Regions from separate parts of the Homo sapiens genome. Here region 2 is linked to region 1. A link is a contact called in ENCODE Hi-C or POLR2A ChIA-PET data. All regions are on one chromosome and are shown on one strand. The core of a region is the stretch at or near the end of the contact, and the rest is flanking DNA. Distances in the headings are between cores, read along the strand shown. Region 1 holds the start of OXT (oxytocin/neurophysin I prepropeptide). Region 2 holds the start of UBOX5-AS1 (UBOX5 antisense RNA 1).

Region 1 (6,016 bases), core at 1,285-3,784:
AAATACAAAAATTAGCTGAGCGTGGTGATGTGCACCTGTAATCCTAGCTACTCAGGAGGCTAAGGCAGGAGAATTGCTTGAACCCGGGAGGCAGAGGTTGCAGTGAGCCAAGATTATGCTATTGCACTCCAGCCTGGGCGACAGAGCCAGAGAGCGAGACTCCATCTCAAACAAAAAACCAGGCTTGGACACATGTCCTCAGGGGACCTCCTGAGGAGTGTCCTTAATCAGCTTTCTTTCATTCTTTCTTTTTGCGATGGAGTTTCGCTCTTTTGCCCAGGACGGAGTGAAGTGGCATGATCTCGGTTCACTGCAACCTCTGCCACCGCTAGGTTCAAATGATTTTTCTGCCTCAGCCTCCCAAGTAGCTGGGATTATAGGCACCTGCCACCACCCCCGGCTAATTTTTGTATTTTCAGTAGAGTCGGGGTTTCGCCATGTTGGCCAGGCTGGTCTCGATCTCCTGACCTCAGGTCATCAAACTGCCTAGGCCTCCCAAAGTGCTAGGATTACAGGCATGAGCCACTGTGCCTGGCCCTTAATCAGCTTTCTAAATTGATTGAAACGTTGACTGGGCACGGTGGCTCACACCTATCATCCCAGCACTTTGGGAGGCCGAGGTGGGTGGATCACCTGACATCAGGAGTTTGAGACCAGCCTGGTCTACGTGGTGAAACCCCATCTCTACTGAAAATACAAAAATTAGCAAGATGTGGTGTTGGGTGCCTGTAGTCCCAGCCACTCAGGAGGCTGAGGCAGGTGAATCGCTTGAACCCGGGAGGCAGAGGTTGCAGTGAGGTGAGATTGCATCATTGTACTCCAGCCTGGGCAACAAGAGCGAAACTCGATCTCAAAAAAAAAAAAGATTAAGTTGTTTGAGACCTGTCTCAGATACTTTTGCTTCACCGATAGGAGATAGAGGTTAAGAGCTTCTCTTTGTTCATGTCATTTCTGTGGCCCTGGGCTCTCAAGATCCCCTGTCCGCTTGTGGGGTCCCCAGCCCTGACATGTTTTATTGCACAGGCAGGAGTAGAGCTGCTGGGTCAGACCCAGCCCTGGGGACACCAGGGACGGTCATGCTGGCATTCAAGCCCAGTCCCGGCAGCTTGGGCTCCTCTTCTGAGCGTGCCAGTGGCCTCCTGGGGGCCAGCTCCTTGGAAACATGTTGGCCCTTCAGCTGCTCCCCAGGGCCCCCTCCCCCCAGGCCCGCTCCGCTCCCTCAACTTCTAAGTGTGGCTCAAACCTCCTTTCAGGGGTCAGGAAGCCATTCAGTGTGCACTGCCCGCTTCCTGTGGTCATCCCGCTCAGACCCTTGTCTGTATTTGCTCCCTCATCCTCGTCTTTTTGAATTTTGAAAGATCCCCTGAGGTGCAGCCTGCTGTAGGCCTCAGCCCAGGCTGGGAGCGGGAAGCTGGGGCTGTTTCCACGTCCTCAGAGCCTTTGTGCCCCTCCCTCTTCCAGCCCCTCCAGGGTGGTGGCAGCCAGAACAGCACCCGCTCTGTCCCCTCGGGTAGCCGGGACACGTCTTCCTGGGCCAGCTCTGAGCGCAACAAGCCACAGGTCCAACGCGCGCGATCTTCCAGTCCCACAATGCCCCCTCCCCGTCCCATTTCTGGCACTTAGACACGAGTCAAGGTAGAGGAGAAAAACCTGCTTTATTTTATTTTCACCATTTCTGGGGTGGCTATGGGGGAAGCGAGTGGCGCGCTTCGAGGGTGTTCGGAGCCATCAAGTTTCAGCGCTGGGAGAAGGTGGCTTCCGCGTCGCAGGCAGGGTCGGCGTGGCAGCCGTCTGGAGGAAGAGGTGGAGTCAGGGGAATCCCGGCCGCACCCCCGCCCGCCTCCCCCTGGCCCCGGAGCGCCTTGCCCCGCTCACCCGGGCTGCAGCAGAGGCCCAAGACCGCGCAGCGGCCCCCGCTCCCGCACGCCTTCTGGCCGGACTGGCAGGGCGACGGCAGGTAGTTCTCCTCCTGGCAGCGCAGCGCTTCGGCGGTGCCCACGAAGCAGCCCAGCTCTTCCGCGCAGCAGATATTGGGCCCGAAGCAGCGGCCTTTGCCCCCGGGGCCGCAGGGGAGGCACTGCGGGGACGGGCGGGGTGAGCGGGAGCCGGGGCGGCGCTGGGGACTCGCTCGGAGGACCCTGCGAGGCCGGCCGGGGTGCGCCGGGCAAGGATGCTGGGGTCCGGGGTTCGGAGTTCGGGCGGGACAGCGGGGCTGAGACGCGCTGGGGCGCCGTGGGGGCCTCGACCGCGGTCAAGGGCGGGGCGTCAAAATCCGCTCAGCTCCTGGAGTTCTCAGGCGAGGCCGGAGCGGGGCGCGCCCCTGTGGCTGCGGGTCCCTCCCTCCCCGGAGCGCCGCGGGACCAGGGCTGGGGACTCACCTTGCGCACGTCGAGGTCCGGCGCGGCCCTCTTGCCTCCCAGGGGGCAGTTCTGGATGTAGCAGGCGGAGGTCAGCGCCAGGAGGCCGAGCAGACAGCAAGCGAGGCTGGGGCCGGCCATGGTGCGGGTGCGCTGGGTCCAGGGTCCGTGACTGGTGGCGGTCTCTCCGGCCTGGCCTTTTTATGCCTGGGCATTGCGTCGGTGGAGCTCTGTTTAAGAGGTTGGTAGTATGATTGGTCACAGAGGGTCGCCGTGGGTCAGGCCGAGTGCGTACGGGCTTTCCTCTTCATTAGCAGGGCCTGGGCCGGGGTCAAGGTCACCGCGTTGGCTAATGGTCTGGGCACAGAAGGTGAGGTGCCTTGCGGAAGGGAGCAGGCCGGGGTGGCCTGGGCCACTAGGGTGGGACAGGGAGAATTTGGGGTGGGGTGTGGCCCAGCCGAAGACTTTATCCAGCCTCCCAGTACCTCGAGGAGGGGGGCTGGGGCAGGGAAGGTGGACGCTGGGACCCCTCCAGGTGGGAGGAGGCTCTGGCAGGATCCGCCCACCCTCTTGGCCCACCACGCATGTGGATCATTGTCCCCTCTTTTAGGAACATTTCCTCTTCCTAAACCCAAATTTCCAGAAAACCTCTTCACCCTCACCACACAGCAACACCCACTTCCCTGCACCTGAAACTTGGATAGGAAGAGATCACATCTGTCTCTAATCTGTAACTGATATTCCACCTTTCCTTTCACTATAAATTAGGCAACAAACCACAGCAGAATTAGCAATACCTGTGGCTTTGTCACAAATCAAAATAGAAGATAACTTCCTATCACAGCTGTCACAAATGCCTCTATATACTGTTTAGATTCATTATATCTTCAAAATTATCACAGTTATTGGGCCACGACCAGATCTTGCTATCTAATGGTTAAAGAAGCACGTTTATGACACCATCAAAATGTGTTTTGGCTGGGCGCTGTGGCTCACGCCTGCAATCCCAATACTTTGGGAGTCTGAGGTGGGCAGATCACTTGAGACCAGAAGTTCAAGACCAGCCTAGGCAACATAGCGAGAACCCCCAACTCTACAAAAAATACAAAAATTAGCTGGGCGTGTTGGTGTGCTCCTGTAGTCTCAGCTGCTTGGGAGGCTGAGGCAGGAGTACCGCTTAAGCCTGGGAATTCAAGACTGCAGTGAGCTGTGATCGTACCACTGCACTCCAGCCAGAGTGACAGAGCGAGAGCGAGACCCTGTCTCAAAAAAAAAAAAAGTGTTTTAACATTTTGATATCTGAATATAAATATATATATTTTTTTCTTGAGACGGAGTCTCGCTCTGTCGCCCAGGCTGGAGTGCAATGGCGGGCGCCATCTTGGCTCACTGCAACCTCCACCTCCTGGTTTCAAGCGATTCTCCTGTCTCAGCCTCCCAAGTAGCTTGGATTACAGACATGCACCACCACGCCTGGCTAATTTGTGTATTTTCAGTAAAGACGGGGGTTTCACCATGTTGACCAGGCTGGTCTCGAACTCCTGACCTCAGGTGATCCACCCGCCTCAGCCTCCCAAAGTGCTAGGATTACAGGCTTGAGCTGCTGTGCCTGGCCCTGTAATTGGTTTCTTTTGTAATTCTATTTCTCTCATTTTCGACATTAAAATTTTTTTTGGCTGGGCGTGGTGGTTGACCAACCTGGCCAACATGGTGAAACCCCATCTCTACTAAAAATATAAAAATACAAAAATTAGCTGGGCGTGAGGTAGGCACCTGTAATCACAGCTATTCAGGAGGCTGAGGCAGGAGAATCAGTTGAACCCAGGAGGCGGAGGTTGCAGTGAGCCAAGATCATGCCACTGCACTCCAGCCTAGGTGATAGAGCGAGACTCCGTCTCAAAAAAATAAAAATTTTTTTTTTTGCATTTTTAATATATCTCAAAAGGAAAATAATTAAAAGAAAAGATGGATTACCCCAGTGGGAGAGGTATTGGTAGATATCATGAACAAGAAAGGAAAGGCGCTGCTCAACTCTCCCTTTGTGAAAGCACCTGCCACCCAGCTGCTGGGAGTGCCCTCTGCAGGTGGCCCTCAGGGGTAGCTCCTCGAGAGCCTGCTTCAGCTGCAGAGAGCTGCCTGGCTCAGGGTCACACCCTTCCCAGGTGGCCCGCATCCAATGACTGGTCCATTTTGGCCCAAATGCAGGATAACTCTGAAGGAGCATTTTGGCTCCAGAGCTCCCTATGGGGTCAGCTGTGGTCTGCATAGCAGTTCTCCCTCTGCTCACTCCTATTTTTGACCCCTCCCTCCCAAAGGTGTGGGTCCCCAGGGCCTTCTGTAATAAAAACCCCCTTTGTGAAACCATCTCCGTCTGCTCTCTAGGGAACCCAACCTGTAGGGAACCCAACCTGAGGCAGAATGGAAGAAATGAGAAGCACTGTGAGAGACCAGCCTCACTGGTGGGCCAGTCCCCGACCCCTGGGAGAAGAGAACGGGACAGCTCCAGACTCTCCTGCCCTCTTGTTGAGGAAGGTGAAGAGGCTGATGGGGCCAAGCAGGTCACAGAGCTCATCTGACCCTAGTCACTGGCATGAGTCACTGGCATGAGCTGTCCAGCACCCAGGAGCCGGTCAGGCTGACCTGCATTACAAATCAGCAGCCAGTCCTCTCTCACCCAGATTAGCTTATTGGCATTCAGGGCCTAGAAGTCCAAGGGCCTGACCCAGCAGTGGCCCAGAGAGGTCTCTCACCTGCTCTGTGGGCACGATGACCTCACTTAAGCTAACACATGTGCATAAATTACCATAGTATTATGTCCCCCAGATGGGCTGCATCCCTTCACCTGTTCAACAACCCCTCTTCTGAAGATGCTCCGGGTCCCATTACAAATGCCTGGAAACAGCAGCAACAAAACACAAAAACCTCTGCCCTCATGGGGCTTATATTCTAGTGGAGGAAGAGAGATGTTAAACAATAAACACATTTCAGTTAGTTAGGAAACAAGTATAAACAATAAACATACTTCAGTAACAACATACATATTGCAGTAGATTAGTAAGTGCTACAGAGATAAAAGGGAGGCCTGTTGCGATTTCACCGAGGGTGGTCAGTGTAGACTTCTTTGTGAAGAAGAGAAAATAAACCATGCAGATATCTGAGGGGACATTGGTTTTCTGTTGCTGTGTAACAAATTACCACAGGCCAGGCACGGTGGCTTGTGCCTGTAATCCCAGCACTTTGGGAGTCTGAAGCGAGAGGATCACTTAAGCCCAGGAATTAGAGACCAGCCTGGGCAACATAGGGAGACCCAGGCTCTATAAAATGTTTTTAAAAAATTAGCTGGGTTTGTTGGCATGCACCTGCAGTCCCAGCTACTTGGGAGGCTGAGACAGGAAGATCACTTGAGCCCAGGAGTTCGAGGCTGCAGTGAACTAGGATGATGCCACTGCACTCCAGCCTAGGCGACGGAGCGTGACTCTGTCTCAAAACGAAAACAAAAACACAAAAGCTACCACAATTTGGCAGCTTAAAACAACATTTGCTTATTACATTGGGCCAGGCATGGCTTAGCTGGGTCTTTTGCTCTGGGGCTACGATCAGGGTGTCAGCCAGGCTGCATTCATTTCCAGAGCCCGGGTGATTGTTAGCAGAATTCATTT
Region 2 (6,016 bases), core at 936-3,435, 35 kb before region 1:
CTAAAGATGCTTTGTAAAGCTGTATTTTACCCTTGAGCTTAGCCGCGGGTCCCTGTGAACCGGCACATTCCTTTCCTTTAGGCCGTCCAGAGCTCTAGTCCACACCCAATACTTTAGAGATCTGGGTTTGGGGTTAGTTGCTTTTTTTTTTTTTTTTTTAATTGAGACAGGGTTGGTCTCTGTTGCCCAAGCTTGAGGGCAGTGGTGCAATCATAACTCATTGCAGCCTCGAACTCCTGGGCTTAAGGGATCCTTCTACCTCAGCCTCCCAGGTAGCAGGAACTATAGGCATGTGCCACCATGCCCAGCTAATTTTTTTATTTTTTGTAGAGACAAGGTCTTGCTATGTTGTCCAGACTGGTCTCAAACTCCTGGGCTCAAGCGATCCTCCCAAAGTGCTTGGATTGCAGGCATGAGCCACTTCGCCTAGCCAAGCCTGCATTTTTTTGAGTTCCTACATCATTTGTCCACAAAGATGGCTTCAGAGAGGTGGTCACATGCTTTGCTCTGCTTCCTCTTGGCACTGACCTTGATGCAGCCTTCACATGAGATTTGAGGGTCCGCATGGATGGCCTGTGCCGCCCTCGCTGGCGAGGCTCCTGTGTGCCCCTGGCTTTCTGGGTCTGTGCCTCTCCAGAATCTTGTCTTACCCTCCGGTGTGCTTGTGTTCTTAGAAAAGCCCCAGCATGGCCGGGCATGGTGGCTCATGCCTATTATCCCAGCACTTTGGGAGGCCAAGGTGGGTGGATCACTTGAGGTCAAGAGTTCGAGACCAGCCTGGCCAACATGGCAAAACCCCATCTCTACTAAAAATACAAAAATTAGCTGGGCATGGTGGTGTGTGCCTGTAATGCCAGCTACTCAGGAGGCTGAGGCATGAGAATCGCTTGAACCGGGGAGGCAGAGGTTGCAGTGAGCCGAGATCTCACCACTGTACTCCAGCCTGGGCGACGGAGTGAGACTCCCTCTCAAAAAAAGAAAAAAGCCCCAGCATGTAGCAAAAGCATTTCTTGGTGAGTGTGGGGGCTGGTGATTCCCACCTTCACCCTGTCATGGTCTCAGGGAACAGCCTGCTTCCCACCAGCAGCTTGACACCCACAGTGTGCTCTGGCTGCTGGGAGCCCATCTCTCGGAGAAACCCTGTCCACCCAACCCCGAGAGCCCTAGCGTGCAGTCAGCGTCAGCACGGCGCTCCCAGATGAGGGCCGGACTGCCTCCCCTTAAGCAGCTGTGTTGGAGGTACTGCCCAGACCGCTGCAGGTCCCTGGGGATCTGCATTTCTAACAGGCTCCTGCCCCCAAGACTGCTCTGGTGGAAAATCCAGCCTGGGAGCCCCTGGAGTGGCAGGCCCTGTCCTGGGTACAGGTGGAGCCACCCCCAGGAGTTGCGTGTGTTTTTCTTAATTGAAAGACTTCCCCCAAAAGGAAGTGGTCTTTTCACTACCCTTGCCAGAAACATGCTAGGCACCACTGGGCTCTGTTTCTGTCCCCTAGAAAATGGGAATAAAATTTCTTTTGCTGTCACCTGGCTCTGAAGGCAGTTTATTTCTCACTAGAGCCTGGACCCAGGCACAGAACAGCTGTAAACACGCAGAGTTTAAGTCCACGGACGGAGAAGACTCAGGACCTCAGAGCCTTGCTGTGGCCCTGCTGCCCTCCAGAGATCTTCCACCCCCTCCATGACCACAGGGTCTGTGGGCACATGTCTCTTCCCCTTCCTGTGACATTGACTCGGCCCTCTGAACGCAGGTCAGGGCCATGGTACCCCTGCGGTTTGGTGGGGGCAAAGGGGCCCAGGCAGCACCATTCTCCAAATCTCTCCTCCCAAGGTGCAAAGGTCTACCCTGTGGCTCTGCCTTTGGCCATTCTCTGTCCTCACTCGCAGGGGCTTGGCTCTCCAGTCGCCCTTCCAGCCCCTGAGTAGGTGGAAGAGAGGTTGGCATCAGAAAAGAAGTAGATGAACCAAATGGCCAGGAAGAAGAACAGCTGCTCACAGTGTTCCATCTCCCTGCAGCTGGGCTGCGAGGCCCCAGAGCACCTGGGGTGTGGGGCTTAGTAGCTTCTCCCAGCCCCACACCTGCCCTGCTTCCCCCGTAGCTCTCCAGCTTGAGGCCTCCCAGCGGCTGGGCACTTTTCCATTCCCCAGGAGATGGGCCTTCTGACGCTCGGTGGCTGTAAGTAGGTCTGCAGACAAAGAGTCCTGCCCTGGAGGAAACCACTTTGCCTGCCCGGCCTCCTGCCTGTGGTATTGTGACATTGTGAGGCTGGGCTGGCTGCCATTGTGATGGCCACTGGGGTGGGAAGCTGCTTCAGGCTGATTTCTCCCCCAGGACTCCTGTGGGCCTTCGTTGAGCAGGTCCTGGCTTCAGAGCTGGCCCCCCCCGGCTAGGCCTGCTGTCACCTCACCTGGCTGCTCAGCGTGTTTGCCAGTGCAGGCTCTTTCCTTCCAGTTCTGGATTGGAAGGGGCAGGGCTGGGTTGTGAATTAGTGAAAACCGCACTGTCCAGTAGAGTAGCCACTAGCCACAGTGGCTATTTAATTAAAAGTAAATGAATTTTTAAACTCGGTTCATTACTCACACCACCTACATTTAAAGTGCTTGATAGTCACATGGGGTTAGTGGCTACTGGGTTTCGGCCATAATCCCAAAAGACACAGTCCCAAAGGCCATAACACCGAATGTTGAAATCCCTAAAGATCAAAATCCCTGAAGTCTAAAATCCCTGATGTCTAATTGAATCCCCAAACCATAAGTGACAGATTTGAAATTAGGTACAATTAAGTCTTCTTAAATTTGGACTTTTGAGATTGTGATTTTTAGGATTTCAGACTTCAGGGATTTTGATCTTTCAGGATTTCAACATTTAGGATTATGGTGATGGGGATCCTGTTTTGGGAGTTATGATCAGCACAGGTGGGTCCTATATTGGACAGCACAGATAGAGACCATTTCCACCATCACCGAAAGTTCTCCTGGACAGTGCTGGGCCAAAATAAGAGCTTGTCGCCCTTCCCTCTTATGAACTGTCACCTGGGAGAGGAGGAAAGCCCCCCCCCCCATGGGGGCAGGAGAGCAAAACAATGGTGTACAAAATCAGACAGGCTTGAACCCCACCTGCCTTCCTCCCCCGCTGGGCAGAAGCGGTGCACCCAGGCTCCACCTGGCTGTAATGCACTCCCTCCCTTGCAGAGAGGTGCCTGAAATGGCTCTGTCTGTGCCAAGAGGGGTGACAAGATCTCCAGAGTGGCACAGGACTAAGGTGAGGACAAAGGAGGAAGACTTGGGAGGGTCAAGTTTATTCCCTCCGGGTTTTCACCAATAATAGGATAACGCTACCCTTAACCCGGCTATCAAGTGAGCACCACACAAACATCTTGATGTTTTCCCTTTCAATGTTTTTCTGTAAAGAAAAAAATATTTCTAGGTATATAGTGTGTGGGTCTGTTGCCTGCTATTTCTAACACTATCTCATGGACATTTGCCTTTGTCGTTAGATACTCTTCTTGTAAAGCTCATTTGTAGGCCGGGCACGGTGGTTTATGCCTGTAATCCCAGCACTTTGGGAGGCCGAGGTAGGTGGATCACCTGAGGTCGAGAGTTTGAGACCTGGCCAACATGGTGAAACCCTGTCTCTACTAAAAAGACAAAAAATTAGCCGGGTGTGGTGGCGCACGTCTGTAATCCCAGCTACTCAGGAGGCTGAGGCAGGAGAATCGCTTGAACCCGGGAGGCAGAGGTTCAAGTGATCTCACTAGCCAGGATCGCACCACTGCACTCCAGCCTGGGCAACAAGAGCAAAACTCCATCTCAAAAAAAAATAAAAATAAAGCTCATTTGTAAGAATAAGTCAAGGTAGCCAGGAAAACTCTGAAAAAGAACAGTTTGGTTTGTGGGTGGGGAGAACTAACCCACGAATACACAGGCAGATGAACAGAACAGAATGAAAAACCCATAGGCAGGCCCAACTACACATGGAAATTTTGTGTACTGCAAGGCAGGAATGGTGGAAAACTGACCTTTCCACAGGTGGCGCTGCAGTCACTGGGCGAATGAAACCATGGAAGAACTAGAGATAAATGGAAAACGAGAGAACTCCTTCGCAACCTGGGAGTGAGGAAAACTGTCCTAATTCAAAATCCAGGCCAGATGCGGTGGCTCACGCCTGTAATCCCAGCACTTTGGGTGGCCAAGGTGGGCGGATCACCTGAGGTCAGGAGTTAGAGACCACCTTGGCCAACATGGTGAAACCCCGTCTCTACTAAAAATACAAAAATTAGCCGGCGTCGTGGCGGGTGCCTGTAATCCCAGCTACTCAGGAGGCTGACGTGGGAGAATCACTTGAACCCAGGAGGCAGAGGTTGCAGGGAGCCGAGATGGCACCACTGTACTCCAGCCTGGGCGACAGAGCAAAACTCCATCTAAAACAAACAAACAAAAAAATTCAGATTCAGTAAGGAAAAAGACTGATAGATTTGACTACCTTAAGAAACAAAATAGAACAAACAAAAAAAACAGCCGGGCGTGGTGGCTCACGCCTGTACTTCCAACTCTTTGGGAGGCCAAGGAGGGAGAATCATTTGAGCCCAGGAGTTTGAGACCAGCCTGGGCAACACAGGGAGACCCTGTCTCTAAAAAAAATACAAAAATTAGCCAGGCATGGTGGTGCATGCCTGTAGTCCCAGCTACTCAGAAGGCCAAGGCAAGAGAATCACTTGAGCTTGGGAAGCAGAGGTTGCAGTGAGCCGAGATCGAGCCACTGTAATCCCAGCACTTTGGGAGGCCAAGGTGGGCGGATCACCTGAGGTCAGGAGTTTGAGACCAGCCTGGCAACATGATGAAACCCTGTCTCTACCTGTGCGACAGAGGGAGACCCTGTCTCAAAACAAACCAAAAACCCTCTTACATGGCAAAATTCATTAGCAAGTAAAAACGAAAATTACAAGCTTGGAAAATATATTTGCAACCTGTATTAAATGGTTAATACCCATAACATATAGCTTCTAAAAATAACAGATTCACAAAGAAATACAAATGGCTTTTAAACATGTAAACAATGTTCAGCCTCACTCATAATATGATGAAATAAAGAGGACCATGAAAAACTACTTCTTGCTTAGCAGATTGGCAAAAATCTCCATGTTTGGTCACAATCTGTAGGTGAGACTTCAGGTAAACAGGAGCTGTCATATACTAATGCTCAGAATACAAAGGGTACAATCTTTGGCGGGGAATGTGGCAATATCTGGCTGAGTCACGTATGCATGTACCCTTCTACCCAGCCATCCTACATCTAGGATTCTAGTCCAAAGATCCCCTGAAAAAATATGAAAAGAATTCCAGCCCCACCAGCAGGCAGCCTGGGCACCCAGAGCCAATCTTTGCAGGGCTGAGGAGCCATGTCACCCTCTGTGGAGGGGCCAGCTGTGTCCAGCCTATGGGCCCAGAAGCAAGTGCTTTACACATGCATGATTTTATCAAGGAGATTATGGAGACCTTGAAGGCCATCCATGCATGTTAAAAACCTTTGCATTCAAAAGCTTTAATAAAAGTTTATATATTGAATAAACAATGTCCTAGGCATTGCACTAAATGCCTATGTATTATCTTATTTAATCCCCACTTGGAGTTAGGATGAAACAGAGGCTCAGACCACAAAGAGCCCCTCTGATTGCCTACACGACCTACAGAAATGTCTTCACTTGATTTCAAATCCACTGTGCAATCCAGAACCAGAGGCACAACAGAGTCTAATTATGGAATAACAACCTCATGACCAGGCTCCAGCACAGCCTTTGAAATTCAGTATTACACCTCTAGGCACAAAAATAAAAGATGCTTCCCCCATAAAGGCTCAGCGGAGTTAGTCTCATGTAAATAGATGAATCTCCTGGTTGAAATGTGAATGGAAAAGTACTCGTCGTGTGCAGTTCCTGGGAGAGAAGGGTGTGGGGAGGAGGACGCACAGACGGGCTCAAGAACGGCCCTATCTACGACCCAGGGCTCTGGGTATTAGGAT

Evidence for each region. Hi-C counts contacts between places; a loop is a spot of excess contacts on that map. ChIA-PET counts read pairs that join two places held with the same protein, here RNA polymerase II (POLR2A). Pooled maps may share reads with other maps.
Region 2: a map of K562 shows a loop between it and region 1 (4-fold over the local background). The contact joins the promoter of UBOX5-AS1 here to the promoter of OXT in region 1. A Hi-C loop is called at or near these places in 103 of 168 maps with a recorded cell type or tissue (A673, B cell, CD14-positive monocyte and 59 more), 37 of 37 single-sample maps with no recorded cell type and 48 of 50 pooled maps. POLR2A ChIA-PET finds 5 or more read pairs at or near these places in 22 of 52 experiments (AG04449, AG04450, B cell and 18 more).

Annotation. Positions count from the first base shown.
Region 1 is chr20:3,068,138-3,074,153 of GRCh38, reverse strand. OXT (oxytocin/neurophysin I prepropeptide) reads right to left here and starts at 2,534. Exons shown (of 3, transcript NM_000915.4): 1 at 2,379-2,534; 2 at 1,876-2,077; 3 at 1,637-1,791. The coding sequence starts at 2,498. The coding sequence ends at 1,736. LOC101929098 (a long non-coding RNA gene) reads left to right here and starts at 1,855. Exons shown (of 2, transcript XR_430278.4): 1 at 1,855-1,957; 2 at 4,740-5,520. RefSeq lists an enhancer at 748-1,283 and a silencer at 1,759-1,868.
Region 2 is chr20:3,103,080-3,109,095 of GRCh38, reverse strand. UBOX5-AS1 (UBOX5 antisense RNA 1) reads right to left here and starts at 2,185. Exons shown (of 7, transcript NR_038395.1): 1 at 1,525-2,185. It overlaps UBOX5 (U-box domain containing 5), which reads left to right. Exons shown (of 5, transcript NM_014948.4): 5 at 1-1,523.